Linked DNA regions of Homo sapiens: region 2 is linked to region 1. Evidence: chromatin loops called from intact Hi-C (ENCODE). Cell type or tissue: psoas muscle. All regions are shown on one strand.

Region 1 (8,000 bases):
TTTTTCAAATTTCTGTGGGTACACAGTAGGTGTATGTATTTATGGGGTACATGAGATGTTCTGATACAGTCATGCAATGAGAAATAAGCATGTCATGGAGAATGTCTATTCCTCAAGCAGTTATCCTTTTGAGTTACAAATAATCCAATTACATTCTCTATTTTAAAATATACAGTTATTATTGACTATAGTCACCCTATTGTGCTATCAGATAGGTCTTATTCATTTTGTTTTTGTACCCATTAACCATCCCCACCTTCCCTACAAACCTCCTGCAATGGTATTTTAGAACTAGTGTTGTATAAACAATGGGTTGAAGAATCACAGGAATACTGACAAATCTCAAAGTGTTTCAGGGTACCTGGAACTATGTCTAAGAATAAATGAAGAGGAAGGAACTGCTCAGAAAATTACAGAGAGAGAAAGAGGTTTAGAGAGTTAAGCAAAGATAAGTTAGTTTTTCCAAGGCAAGAAGCGAGGCCATAAATAAGATGGTTTTGGTTTTTTAGTTTTTTTTTCTTTTTGAGACAGGGTCTCACTCTGTCACTCAGGCTGGAATGCAGTAGCACCATCGAGGCTCACCACAACCTGGGCCTCCTGGGCTAAATCAATCCTCCCACCTCAGACTCCTGAGTAGATGAACTACAACCACACACCACCACACCTGGCTAATTTTTTTTTTTTTTTTTTGATGGAGTCTTGCTCTGTCGCCCAGGCTCCTAGACTGCAGTGCCATGATCTCGGCTCACTGAAACCCCCACCTCCTGGGTTCAAGCAATTCTCCTGCCTCAGCCTCCCAGGTAGCTGGGATTACAGGCGCATGCCACCACGCCTGGCTAATTTTTGTATTTTTAGTAGAGACAGAGTTTCCCCATGTTGACCAGGCTGGTCTCAAACTCCTGACCTCAGGTGATCTGCCCGCCTCAGCCTCCCAAAGTGTTGGATTACAGGCGTGAGCCACAGTGCCTGGCCTTTTTTGCTATTTTTTTGTAAAGATGAGGTTTTGCCATGTTGCCCAGGCTGGAAATAAGCTGGTTTTAACACAGCTCTCATGCGAGGATGATAGGTTCTTTGTAGCTACTGGCCTGGAAAGAGTAGCTTAGCCTTTTTCTAGGAGTCAGATGAAGCAGTGGTGATCTGTCAGCCCAGTGACAAGCTGCCAAAGATGCCTTATCTTATTTGTGGAGATAAGGTAATTTTCCCCATGAAACAAAAAGCAAAATAAAAAACAAAAATTTCTCATTATTAGGTAACTACTATAAAAATTTCACTTGCTTTTTTATTACCTTAGTTATGTCCATCAGCTCAGAATCCAGCTGAGAAACTGCATCCTGTACAGAAGAATGATGGGAATACTGCCTTTGTAGTGTCTCCTGTATCTGAAGTTGGATCCTAGCAACCTAGTTTGGGCAGAAAACAGGATGTCTTAATTTATTTATGATAAATCAACATACGTTTGAAAGAACGGATCCTACTATCTGACTTTAAGTTTGCTAAAATAATGTATAAATGAAGATTTCTATCATAATAGGCTAATATTATCATAACAGACATCAACTAAACATAATAGATTTCACAGGAAGTATACTGTGGCAGACTCCTTGCTGCCCAATACTTATACCTTCCAAGACTGTAGCCAAATGGTTAGACTATACAGCTCAGCCTCCTCTGTAGGGGAGGTATGGCCATACAACCAAGTTCTCTTCAAAGGAATGTGAGTAGAAGTAGTGTGTCATGTCAGGGCTATAGTTTTTAAGACAGTGAATGTGTTCTTTCTTTTCCTTCCACCCTCTGCTGAAGATAAAGCAGAGGCCCTAGGGAATGGTAGTGCCAGAAAATAGAACTTGGGTTCCTAAATCAACCACACGGAGGAAAGCCAGCTGCCAATCAGGAAGACTCACCTTGGATTTTTGTGAATAAGAAACAAACTTTTGTATTTGGACGATGGTATGTTTTTGATTCTCTTAGTTAGGGAATTTTAGCCTACTCTACTTCATACATCTACTTATTTGCTTCCAAAATAAATGGTGAATGTGATGTAATCCACTTGCTGTTGAAACAGTTGGGAAAAACATTTATTTTTTATTATTATTATTTTTTGAGACAGAGTCTCAGTCTGTCTCCCAGGCTGGAATGCAGTGGTGCAATCTCAGCTCACTGCAACCTCCGCTTCCTGGGTTCAAGCAATTCTCCTGCCTCAGTCTCCCAAGTAGCTGGGACTACAGGTGTGTGCCACCACCCCCGGCTAATTCTTGTATTTTTTTAAGTAGAGACAAGGTTTCGCCATATTGGCCAGGCTGGTCTCGAACTTCTGACCTCATGATCTGGCTGCCTCGGCCTCCCAAAGTGCTGGGATTACAGGCGTGAGCCACTGCACCCAGCTGGGAAAAACCTTTCGAAGTGCCAAAGAGAAAACTTCTAAATTATAGCAATGTTTTTATGACCCAAGTGCATCCTTAAAAATCTTTAAGATTTATATCTAAACATAAAAATAAATATAAACAGACAAAAGCAACTAGAATAATAATGACTTCTCAGACCTATTACTTACCAAGGGAAGAATGGAATGTGGAATAACTATGTGGCTAGTACTCAATGTGGACACAGCTTAAGATCTTTAGCACTTACCTCCATTTTTTCTTCTAATTCATGAAGAAATTCACCATCGGCAGCTATTGATGAAATGGCAGTGGAACTTTTGGCACTAAGAATGGCTCGAGCAATGTACTCTAGTCGCTGCTGAAGTGAAATTTCTGTGCTAGAAGGGAAAACGCTTATTTTTAGTTACACAATTTCTTAAGGATTGATGATACAAATACGTCAATTAGTATGTACTGTTTCATACCAAACACACATAAAAAGCCATCTGAAACTTGAAAAAAAATCATTAGATTTAAAAAAAAATCTATTTTAGATTTCTCATAAGAGAGATCCACAATTTTAGACAACACATAAAGAAATACATTTATGACTAAAAAGTAACATCCTATTTAAAAAATTTAGGTCAGTATATTAAAACTTAGATTCTTCTAAAATTAAAGAAAACTGAATGTAAGTACATATAGCTCAGTTTTGAATCATTCTTCACAATAAGAATATTATGCCATACCTATGCATGTCAGCCAGTCTGGACAGTACACGAGCAGCATTACTGAAACTTCTGTTCTTCTCGTAATACCGCCAGAGTAAATCCATATAACGAACTCTGTTTTGATCAACTTTGGCCATTCGGACTAGATGTGGCTCCAGAAATGGAGAAGCAACCTAGAAATTATATAGTTATTCAGAAAAATTTTCTAACCACCTACAGATAATGTTCCTGATAAGGAAAATATAGTATTTTTAAGTCAACTACAACTTTGCCTTGTTTTATGAAAACAAGCAAAATTATAATCCAATACTAACAGATAAAAGAGAGGGCAAATTTTCTTATTATAAACAATTTTTGTTTTACCACAGTTAGCATAAGAGTTTCCAAAACAATTCTATTAGGTTGATAACAATAATTTAGTAGGCTGGGCATGGCGACTCATGTCTGTAATCCTCGCACTTTGGGAGGCCGAGGTGGGCAGATCATGTGAGCTCAGGAGTTTGAGACCAGCCTGGGCAATATATGGCAAAACCTCGTCTCTACAAAAAAATTAGCTGGGTGTGGTGGTGCGGGCCTATAGTTCTAGTTACTCAGGAGGGTTAGGTGTGAGGATCACCTGAGCCTAGGGAGGTCAAGGCTACAGTGAGCCATTATCGTGCCATTGCACTGCACTTCAGCCTAAGCTACAGATTGAGACCCTGCCTCAAAAAAGAAAAGGAAATTTGGCCGGGCACAGTGGTTCATGCCTGTAATCCCAGCACTTCGGGAAGCTGAGGTGGGCAGATCACCTGAGCTCAGGAGTTTGAGACCAGCCTGGCCAACATGGTAAAACCCCGTCTCTACTAAAAAGATATAAAAATTAGCTGTGCGTGGTGGCGGGTGCCTGTAATCCCAGCTACTTGGGAGGCTGAAGCAGGAGGATTGCTGGAACCCGGGAGGCGGAGGTTGCAGTGAGCTGAGATCATGCCACTGCACTCCAGCCTGGGCAACAGAGCCAGACTCCATCTCAAAAAAAAAAAAAAAAAAAAAAAAGGGAAATTTACTATAAAATTACAAATTTTTAAATAAACTTTGATAACACAGCTATTGATTCCTAGACATTGAGCTCAAAGGCATTATTGAAATTATCAAATGCTATGTATTCATTAAACAGATTGAGGAACACTGAAACTTAGGGTAGGTAAAAGGACATATCTGAAGTCACAGTGACTTAACAGCAGAGTTAAGATAAGATGACCTACAGGACTCATATTCATAATCCAGTGATTTCTACCCCGCAATACAAACTATCCCAATCAGCTTCGAATTAACAAGAAAATTGGAGCAGTAGCCTACTTTGCCCCTTAGGAAAAGATACTGCATTACTCAGCTTTATACTAACATCTAATAGCAGGCATGGGATGAGAAACTGAATTTTTTACATCTATATATGTGCTTAAATCATTGAGTTATGCTCCTTAAGAATAATTAACACAACTGCAATAAAAAAAGATTTACCTGTAGCAGCTTATCTGCAAGGTCGACTTGTATTAGCCAATTATAAAGGGCAATACTAAAGAGCTCATCCTTGGATCGCTGTGACAATTTAAGCATTTGTTCAAACTAAAATAAAGAAAATAGTAAAAATTAGCAGTTAAAGGCTCTGTTTCTGGGCATCACAACCCTTTAGCCCTATAAACTCCAGTAAGAAATCAAGAATCCTTACATGATAACTTCTAAGAACTACCACCTTTCCCCAAGATGACTGTGCTACCATTACCATGGAGAACTTCTAAACAGTGTATTCTCAGAATGAAAATATACTATGTCCCTTACATGATGTCCTGCTTCTTCATTACTCAGCATATTTGGATCAGATGACAACACTGGAGGACCAGGTTTTTTGGGTACACTGGGAGACTGAGGAGCGGCCTTACTTTGATTTACCAGTTCTTGAAGTGTGTCTGTAATGCATTTGTAACTGTTTAATCTGAAAGAAAATGGAAAAGGAACAATTACATTATTTAACTAGAAAGCAAATGATGGTAAGTGTGGTGACTCACGCCTGTAATGCCAGCCATAGGGAAGTCAAGGTAGGAGGACGGCTTGAGGCTGGGAGTTCAAGACTAGCCAGGGCAACAGAGCGGGACCACGTCTCTACAAAAAATACAAAAAAATTGGCTGGGCACAGTGCCTCACACCTGTAATCCCAGCACTCTGGGAGACGAAGGCAGGGGGACTGCCAGAGGTCACGAATTTGAGACCAGCCTGGCCAACCTGGTGAAACCCCGTATCTGACAAAAATACAAAAATTAGCCGGGCTTGGTGGTGCATGCCTGTAGTGCCAGCTATTCAGGTGAGTGAGGCACAAGAATTGCTTGAACCTGGGAGGCAGAGGTTGAGGTGAGCTGAGATCATGCCACTGCACTCCATCCTGGGTGACAGCAAGACCCTGTCTCAAAAAACAAACGAACAAAAAACAAAACAAAACGAAACAAAAAATTAACCAGGCGTGGCGGTGTGCACCTGTAATCCCAGCTACTTGGGAGGCAGAGGCAGGAGGATCGCTTGAGCCTAGGAATTCAAGGCTGCAAGTGAGCTATTATCATGCCACTGCACTCCAGCTCAGGCAACAGAATGAGGCCCTGTCTCAAAAACAAAAAACAAAACCCCCCAAAAACAAAACAAAACAAATAACAAAAAAGAAAGCCATTGATTTACCTTACCTAAGTATATACAAGGATTTCAAGACTATTTGGCAGAATAGATGTACATATTTGGCATTTAAAATAATACAAACCATATACTTTTTCAATAAGTTTGAGAAGTGTTTGGTTAAACATTAAAAGGGTAAAGTCATTAAATATAGTAATAAAAAAATATGTTTTCGCCAGATGTGGTGGCTGACACCTCTAATCTCAGCACTTTGGGAGGCTGAGAAGAAAGGATTGCTTGAGCCCAGGAGTTAAAGACCAGCCTGGGCAATATAGTGAGGCCCTGTCTCTACAGAAATTAAAGAGAAAAAAAAAATTAGCCGAGTGTGGTGACATGTGCCTGTAGTCCCAGCTACTCAGGAGGCTGAGGTAGGAGGATCACTGGATCACTTGAGCCCAAAAGGTCAAGAGTACAGTGAGCTATGATGGTGCCACTGACTCCAGCCCAGGAGACAGAGTGAAGCTTTGTCTCAAAAACAAAAACAAAAACAAAACAAAACACCCTCCATATATATATGTTATAGAAAGGTTATATATTTCTTCTTTGTTCCGAGACGGAGCCCTGCTCTGACGCCCAGGCTGGAGTTCTGTGGTGCAATCTCAGCTCACTGCAGCCTCTGCCTCCCGGGTTAAAGCAATTCTCCTGCCTCAGCCTCCCAAGTTGCTGGGATTACGGGTGTGCACCACCACGCCTGGCTAATTTTTGTATTTTAGTAGAGACAGGGTTTCACTATGATGGCCAGGCTGGTCTCGAACTCCTGACCTCATGATCTGCCCACCTCAGCCTCCCAAAGTGCTGGGATTACAGGCGTGAGCCACTGTGCCTGGCCTATATTTCTTTTAAGGACACACATTTCCTTTTTAACAGTCTCAACAAATTTGGGAATACTTAAAAATTATCCTTTAAAATGAAATCCTACTGGACATGGTGGCTCATGCCTGTAATCCCAGCACTTTGGGTGGTCGACCTTTACACAAAGAGGCCAGACACGGTGGCTGATGGCTATAATCCTAGCACTTTGCAAGACTGAGGTGGGTGGATCACTTGAGGTTAGGAATTCAAGACCAGCCTGGCCAAAATGGTGAAACCCTGTCTCTACTAAAAATACAAAAATTAGCCAGGCGTGGTGGTGTGCACCTGTAATCCCAGCTACATGGGAGGCTGAGGCACGAGAATAGCTTGAACCTGGGAGGCAGAGATTGCAGTGAGCCAAGATCACACGACTGCACTCCAGCCCAGGTGACAGAGCAAGACTCTGTCTCAAAAAAAAAAAAAAAACATAAAACAAAAAACAAAAAACATTATGCAAAGAAAAGTCTGTATCCATAAAGATGACAATCTGCTAACGTAATGGAATGCACCTTTCTTGGAAGGCCTGAAGTCCAACTATGTCTTCTTCTGGTTCTCCATGTTTATAGAAATGAAGCCCAAGACCTTGAGGATCTTTTTTCTCTGCAGCCGTAAGAGAAAGTTCCACCACACCCTCATAAAATCTCACTGATGGGAAAGAAAAGAATGAAGACCTATGACTTACTACTAAGTTGGATACATTTTTCCTTAGCTGGCACATGAAAATAATGATCAAGGTTATGTCTCTACTGTACAATAGTCACCCTGCTAACATAAAATATTTCTGATAGGTCTTCAGAAGGAAAAGGTCTTAATATGCCTAAAAGGCAACTGTTAAATATATTTCTTCATTGGGGGCCAGGTGTGGTGGCTCACGCCTGTAATCCCAGCACTTTGGGAGGCTGAGAGGGGGCAGATCACAAGGTCAGGGGTTCGAGACCAGCCTGACCAACATGGTGAAACCCCACCTCTACTAAAAATACAAAAATTAGCTGGGCCTGGTGGCATGCGCCTGTAATCCCAGCTACTCAAAAGGCTGAGGCAGGAGAATCACTTGAACTAGCGAGGCAGAGGTTGTAGTGAGCTGAGATTGCACCATTGCACTCCAGCCTGGGTGACAGAACAAGACTCTGTCTCACAAAAAAAAAAAGAAAAAGGAAAAAAAAAAATATATATATATATATATTTCTTCATTGGAAAAAAAAGATCCTATTTCAAATAACAAAAAGGAAAGTTTTAGTTCCCTACTGGGGGGAAAAAAATACCTTGGGATTCAAAATAATACCTGTGCAAATAGTTATGGCCTTTACATTATGTTAGATTTGATTTAAAGTAATTTTTTAAAAAGTAAGCAGATTATACCTTA
Region 2 (8,000 bases), 130 kb before region 1:
GTTTCTGATTCAACAGGTCTAGGATAGGGATCTGAGAATTTGTATTTCCAAAGTCTAAGTGATGCTGATACTACTCGTCCAGGCATCATACTTTGAGAACCACTAGACTTGTGAAAGTAAGGCAGGAAAGGAGGGAAGGTAAAGACTTCAAAGTGAAGTTTTTGAAGGCCAACAGAAGAATTTGCATTTGATAGAACAAACCAATAGGGAAATAGTGCAGGTTTTAAAAAATGTAGTTTTCTTTTAATTATAAAGTAAATACACACAGGAAAAAACAGAAATTTTAAAAATAAAATAAATATCATTCATAATCCTACCCTCAAAAATAATGAGCATTGACATTTTAGTATATTTCCTTTCTCTAGCTTACTCTCTCTCTCTCTCTCTCTCTCTCTCTCTCTCTCTCTCTATCTATCTATTCTATCTAAAAGACAAGGTCTCACCCTGCTACCCAGGCTGGAGTGCAGTGGACTGATCATAGACCACTGTAACTTCAAATTCCTGGGCTCAAAGCATCCTCCAACCTCAGCCTGCCGAGTAGCTGAGACTATAGGCATGTGCTACCATGCCTGGATAATGGTTTGCTTTTTGAGTTTTTGTTTGTTTGTTTGTTTTTGTAGAGATGAGGTCTTGCTATGTTGTCCAGGCTGGTCTCAAACTCCTGGCCTCAAGCAATCCTCCTACCTCAGCCACCCAAAGCACTAGGATTACAGGTATGAGCCACCTCTTATAAAATTTAAAAATATAAAGAGGCTGGCTTCTTTCTATTTTTAAAACAAGATTGATATCATATATTATACAAATTTGTTCCTGAAATTTACTGAAGATTTTTAAACAGGTGACTAATATTATTAAAATAATACCTGAAGAAAGTGTCCTAGAATATAGAAGACAATGGAAGAACAAAACTAAGAATCTAAGGTTAGCCACTGCTATAGAAATAGCAAGTGGCTATTACCGACATATAGTATGGGCAAAAAATTCAAGAGGGCATAGTAAAACACTGGGTAGGGGTTGTGAAAGAAGGCAAAGATGACTTTTGAAGATAGTGATTCTTAATCTTTTGTGTGCATCAGAATTATCTGGATAATGTGTTAAATATATAGGACAGTGACCAGTGAAGTCCCCAAGTAATCCATCTAACAGTTTGAGAGATGTCTCTAAAACATTAAGATGGTAGAATCAGTGGTGCTACTAAACAGAAAAAGGAAAGAAGGGACTAGGGAGAATAAGAATAAAATTAGTTTCAGTAAGTTTCATGGGACAGGGGGACATGCTGAACAACTATTCTCATCAAGGCCCCTAAGTTCAAAGAGAAAATTAGTGCAGCTGGGCACAGCGGCTCACGCCTGTAATCCTAGCACTTTGGGAGGCCAAGGCAGGCAGATCACCTGAGGTCAGGAGTTCGAGACCAGCCTGGCCAACATGGCGAAACTCCATCTTTACTAAAAATATAAAAATTAGCCAGGCAAGGTGGTACATGCCTATAATCCCAGCTACTCAGGAGGCTGAGGCAGAAGACGCTTGAACCTGGGAGGCAGAGGTTGCAGTGAGCCGAGATCGCGCCACTGCACTCCAGCCTGGGCAACAGAGTGAGACTCCGTCTCAAAAAATAAAAATATAAAAAAAATTTTTAAAAAGAAAATTAGTGCCGAGAATCATCAATATGGAAATGGTATATATTACATCACATAAAAGGATATGGAAGTGAATGTAGGACAAATGAGCAGAGGTTTAGATCTGAAGGAAACTAATGTTTCTAAAAAGGTAAATAATTAACCATTGTTGGTAAACAGAAAAAAAGGATAGCCAGGTATGATGAAAGTCAAAGTGAACAGTAATTTGAAATGCAGCTGAGAGTTTCAACTCAAGCACAAGAAATATGGATAAGAAATATGTGATAGTGTCAGCTGGAAAATAAACCTTGGATACTTTTGAGTAGGAGCCCACTAATCTGGTTTGATTACTCCCCACCTCACTTTTGTGAGCAGCTGCATCCCAAAGAGCTCAGTAAAAATAGGTCATTGTGAGAAGTAGGTAGCTTAGCCTAGACCTCTGGGCCCTAGAGGTCTTTTTTTTCCTAGTAGAATTTTTTTTTCCTAGTAGAGTTTCCTAGCAGAGTCTCACTATGTTGCCCAAGCTGGTTTCAAACTCCTGGCCTCAAGCAATCCTCCTACCTTGACCTCCCAAAGTGCTGGGATTACAAACGTGAGCCACTGCGCCCAACCAGTTATAAACATTTGAATGAAAAGTACCCAAAGCAGAGAAATGCTTGTGATATAATTTTACCTTGTCAATTTCTGGAAATCTATTAATATTTTAAAACCCTACATGTACACTATGTGTAGATTTACTTACTTATATAGAGATGTGCTTACCTGAACTAATTTAAACATTTCATCTTGCAGCATCTGCCTAACGGACTCCGAACAATCTGGTAACTGAGCCGTGAATTCATTTCTCTGGGTCTTCTGAGGTGTTGGAGCAGGTGGTTGTGAAGCAACATTGACTCCATTTGATATCAGAAGTGGAACTGAGGAAGATTTTTCTTTATATGTAGAAATCTGTGCACTGCGTGGAAAGCATTTAAATAAAAAACATGCATTAAAATTGACAAAAAACAAATTGAATGTCTATGATCAGAATATTTTGATCCCACTTTTGTCTTCCAATTTAAAGGTTATTCTAGTAGTTTTCTAGAAATTTAAACCCTAAAGCCTTTCTCTCTAGTGCCCGTCAGCCCCCCAGACACATTCGTCATCAGCTCAATTTTCATCTTTATTAAGGGATTGTCTAGTCAGTGATGGGCTCCTTCATAGGGTGTTGCAAACCCAAGAGCTGACATATATTTTACTTGCCTGGTCCCTGTGGACATCTGAATTTGAGACCTGTGGAATCATTCTGATTAGCTGTACAGACTTCACAATTTGTAATTTGGCTTAGAAATATGTTTTTGACTAAAATTAATGATCCAGCATAGAGTTAAGAAAACTACGGAAAAACTGGGTTTAAAAAACTTAATTCTAGGATCAGTAGAGAAAACTACTGTTTATCATCATTAAATGTGAAACAATAGTACTGTGAACATTTCATTTCCAAGCAAACCTCAGAGTTTAAATGTACCATAAACCCTAATAAAAAATGCTTATTTACAAATAAAAATTAAGGATCAAAGCAAGGTGTTTAGGTTTTTTTTTTAAAAAAACAAAATGACTGTTGGGGGATGACTCCTCAAACATAGCAGATACTCAAAGTTTTCTACATTTTATAAACTAAGCAAGGGAGCAGGCAGTTATCAGATTCAAACAGATCACTGTTTCCAAAAAAGAAAAGAACATATTAAATTTCATATAGACTTATTTAGGTTTACACTCATTCCCATTTGGCAATAATATTTGCCTTTTATCGAGCATCTTAACACACCCAATAAAAAAACTTTATTTGGCAAATTCACAAAAAATAGGCATTACAACTGATCTATCTTTTCCTTTTCTGCCAAAGTGAAAGCTTTGAGTGTTGCTCCTTGAGAATCATGTTTCTCACAGCTGCTGCCAGCCTCCACTGTCCCCAGCTTTCTTAGCTGGGTGACAAGGGAGTTAGTTGCCCAGTGACAGGGATCTGGAATCTAAAGAGTAAGCGGAGCCAAAGAAGGTTTAGGAGGCACCCTCTGGCGACTGGGTTCCTGAAGTGTGATGGAAGGGGGAATGGGTTTCAGGCTGACCCCTCTTCAGGCATTCCTAGTAAAGCCACAAGGGGCTCCAGGGCTGTAGAGGTCCCCTTGGGCACAGGGTGGGTGCATTCATGCTTGCACAAGTCACTGGCACTCAGGAAGGCCTTGGGACAGTAGGGGCAGGTATAGGGGTAAACTGAGCTGTAGGTACAGCTGGATGTGCACAGCCCAGGCCAGTCTCAGAAGCTCTTTAAACTGAGTGTAGCAAAAGGGCCGGATCTGGGTATGAGGACTCATGCAGACGCAACAACATTTTGTGAAGAAGGTCTCCTTGCACAAACAGATCTGCCCATTTTAAAACAAGTTTATTGGGCTTTGCTTTCAACAGGTCTCAAGGAGATCGATTCTAACTATGAAAATTTTTTTCTGAGGTAAAGCTGTGCTATATTTTCCTATTTCGGCAAGATTTCTAAACACTAAGCACTCTGTTCAAAAGAACCGGATGAGTCTGTTCTGTGAGAGAATTAAAAGCATTTCAAACACTACAAGAAATCAGTTAGAAGCTGAAAATGAGCAACAACTTCATCTTTCAATAATATATCACTACTTTTTTTCAGAAAAGACTGTTCAACATAGTTCCTGTGTAACTTTAAAATACAATCGCTAGTGGAAACTCAGTAATGAAAGATGTCAGATCTGTGTGCTTATGCTGCTCTTTCAATGTTTTATGTTGCTTTCATTTTTCTTAGTTTTTAGTCAAAATGTAGCAATTGTTTCAAAAATGGTACAGTCGGCATACTTTCACTCTGTGATTTGTAAAACACAACTATTTTTAAATGGTATAGTAGGCAAAACTTCTTACCTAGAAATTTCTGAACTCGTATCTACTTGCATTGATTGAGGAGTGGTATGCCCAGGATGTGAAAAGGCTTCGATCATACTATCAATAAAAATTAACAGGTGATTAGTAAGCAAGATATTCTTTGCATTATCTAAGGTATGAGTGATCTATGCTCAGCCATCTAAGAGTCTAAACATCCTCTAATCTTCTATAATGTTTAGCTCATAATTACAATCTGTTTACATTTGTCTCCATAGCAATTAGTAACAGATCTAAGCAAAAGCAAAAAAATATGTCTGGATGACTTAAAACACCACTTAAATACGGCTGACTGCTCAGCAATGAAAACAACAGAACCCAAAATGAGGGGACATGAGGTTAGTTAAGACCCAAATTTCACCTATAGAAGAGGGAGACACTATGCTCAGAACCCTAGAGCCCATTGTCACATTTGAAACTGTAAAGAGGCTGGGCACGATGGCTCACGACTGTAATCCCAGCACTGTGGGAGGCCAAGGCAGGCAGATCACCTGAGCTCAGGAGTTCGAGACCAGCCTGGGTGACATGGCGAATCCCATCTCTAAAAAAAATACAAAAAAATTAGCTAGGCATGGTGGTGCACACCTGGGCAACACAGCAAGACCCTGTTTCCAAAAAAAGAAAAGAAAGAAAAGAAAAAAGAAACTGTAAAGATTAGTGTTTGTCTTCTCTCTCTCTCTTCTTGGGTAATTTTCCGAAGGAATCATTTTTATGAATAGAAGTATCTAAATTACTTGTAAAGGCCCATAGTATTAAATGCATTCTTTTTAACTGTCCACAGAAAAACTAACAAAATTTGCATACTGAACAGAAAAAGAAAATCTAATTATGTTGCCTTTTTTTTTTTTTTGAGATGGAGTCTTGCTCTGTTGCCCAGGCTGGAGTGCAGTGGCCTGATCTCGGCTCACTGCAAGCTCCGCCTCCCCGGGTCATGCCATTCTCCTGCCTCAGCCTCCCGAGTAGCTGTAACTACAAGCGCCCGCCACCACACCCAGTTAATTTTTTGTATTTTTAGTAGAGACAGGGTTTCACCGTGTTAGCCAGGATGGTCTTGATCTCTTGACCTCATGATCCACCCGCCTCGGCCTCCTAGAGTGCTGGGATTACAGGCATAAGCCACCACGCCTGGCCATGTTGCCTTTCTGATCTAAGGGAATTCTAAAATTTAGAACTTCTAAAATTCTAAAGATTTAGAAATCATGTCCAAACTGCAACACATGAAAACTGCCTTCAGCTCTCCTTGAAGCAATAAGCTAGCCGGCAGTGTATGTGTACATCATAGCCCTAATGAATAGTGTATAGTAATCATCACAACAGTGAAAGATTTTATACATACATAAAATAATTTATAATCATTCTTTATTTGATTCAATAAAAATGGAATAAGTATGAAAAGTGGTTCCCTACTTAGCAGCTAAATAAGCTTTGGCCTATTTACAGCTTTATTTTGATAAGGCTGATAGTGATGAGAGAACAAAAGGCATTTTAGATATCATTATTTATTTCACTCTATCAATACATAGAAGTATAACATTTACCAAAAATCATTTTACCATAACTATAAACTGAAGTTACAGTTTCACTAGAAACACAATACCACCCTAAATCATGTATTGTAAATTATGAAGGAAAAAAGCTGAAAGCTTCACTGAGGTAACCAGTGACAATCACTGTCATACTTTTTTCCCCCTTACCCTTTTTGTTCAGTCGATTTTTCCTCCATAATTGTCTCCAGTGGTTCTTCCCTTTGACACTGAACCTCTTCTGTGAACTCCTGTTAAAATGAATAGTACCCAAAAAGAAAACAGGTAAAACAAATAGGTATTACTGTCTTGAGTATTTTGAGTCTCATATTAGCCACTTAACCAGAGTAACAACAGTCTACAAGCAAGTGAGAAATCAAACAGTAAAATGTACTCCCAGTCCTGCTCTGACCTAATCTTTATACTGTGTGAATTGCCTCCACTCTGTCACACTGGGCTATTGAGCATGCTAAGTTACAAAGACAAGATTGTGTCAGTAGACTAACACACTGTAAATTATATACACCTAACACTATATGATTATTCATTTCCCTGTAAAAACAACTATAAAACCAGGAAAAATGAATCTTTTTTGAAAGAATTGTTACAAGGCAGGCAGATCTACTTGAGGTCAGGAGCTCAAGATCAGCCTGGCCAACATGGTGAAACTCTGTCTCTATAAAAAAATACAAAAAATTAGTCAGGCATGGTGGCGCATACCTGTAGTCCCAGCTACTTGGGAGGCTGAGGCAGAATTGCTTGAACCTGGGAGGTGGAAGCTGCAGTTAGCCAAGATCACACCACTGCACTCCAGCCTGGGCAACAGAGCAAGACTGTCTCAAAAATAAAAATAAAAATAAAAATAAAAAAGAATTGTTACAACAGATAGGGCACGGTGGCTCACACCTGTAATTTCAGCACTTTGAGAGGTTGAGGCTAGGAGTTCAAGACCAGCCTAAGCAACATAGCAAGGCCCAGTCTCTACAAAAAAATGTTTTTTTTTTTTTAAATTAGCTGGGCATAGTGGTGTGCACCTATAGTAAGACCCAGCTACTTGGGAGGCTGAGGCAAGAGGATGACTTTATTCCAGGAATTCCAGGCTGCAGTGAGCCATGATCGTGCCACTGCACTCCAGCTTGGGCAAAAGAGCAAGACCCTCATCTCGAAAAAAAAAAACAAAAACACAGAATTGTTACAATAATTGGAAATGTCTATGTTCCCCCTGGAAATTCAGTGTATAGAGTTTTGAGAAAAATAATATCAAAAAGTATATATATGTATAAAAAGTATACTACAGCTGAATTATACTTTTTAATTTTTTTTTTTAAAAGACAGGGTCTCACTCTGTTGCCCAGGCTGGAATGTAGTAGCACATTACAGCTCACTACAGCCTCAAACTCCTGGAGTCAAATGATCCTCTCACCTCAGCCTTCTAAGTAGCTGAGACTACTACAGGCGCATGCCACCATGCCTGGCTATTTTTTAATTTTTTGTAGAGATGGAGTCTTGTTCTCTTGACCAGGCTGGTCTAAAACTCCTGGCCTCAAGCAATCCTCCCGCCTCAGCCTCCCAAAGTGCTGGGATTACAGGCATCAGTTGCCATGCTTGGCCATACTTCCATACTTTTTAAATAAAGGACACATTTGCTACTCTTGATTAAATAAATTTGCTAAAGCAGTTTATGATGTGAAAACTTCATTGCCTGAAATTATTGGACAGGTTACTACACTGTACTAGAATTTCAGGGAAAGAAAAATGCCACACAGCATGGCTATATTCTACAACCCATGGTGCATTTTTAAGAGCTAGCCCTGCTTTGATATATTTAATAACAATGAATAAAAACATGTATAATTTAAACACTATACAAAATGAAAGAAGAATAATTATATCCACTATTTATTGACTTACTTCTTCTAACTGCTGT

What was found. Peaks named below come from ENCODE experiments on the same cell type or tissue, not always from the same donor. Only the 100,000 strongest peaks of a DNase experiment are listed, where the experiment ranks them.
Region 2: a loop joins it to region 1, with 2.7 times the contacts of the local background. A loop is called at or near these places in 4 of 110 quality-filtered maps.

What each region holds. Positions count from the first base shown.
Region 1 is chr5:37,300,151-37,308,150 of GRCh38, forward strand. It overlaps NUP155 (nucleoporin 155), which reads right to left. Exons shown (of 35, transcript NM_153485.3): 25 at 7,147-7,282; 26 at 4,907-5,060; 27 at 4,589-4,693; 28 at 3,110-3,264; 29 at 2,629-2,758; 30 at 1,287-1,400. Among named protein-coding and RNA genes, the nearest start is that of CPLANE1, 55 kb to the left of the region's middle. In psoas muscle, no CTCF peak of the experiment used is centred here; no DNase peak of the experiment used is centred here.
Region 2 is chr5:37,171,377-37,179,376 of GRCh38, forward strand. CPLANE1 (ciliogenesis and planar polarity effector complex subunit 1) reads right to left here. Exons shown (of 53, transcript NM_001384732.1): 29 at 7,985-8,000; 30 at 6,245-6,324; 31 at 4,533-4,610; 32 at 2,379-2,571. Among named protein-coding and RNA genes, the nearest start is that of CPLANE1-AS1, 74 kb to the right of the region's middle. In psoas muscle, no CTCF peak of the experiment used is centred here; no DNase peak of the experiment used is centred here.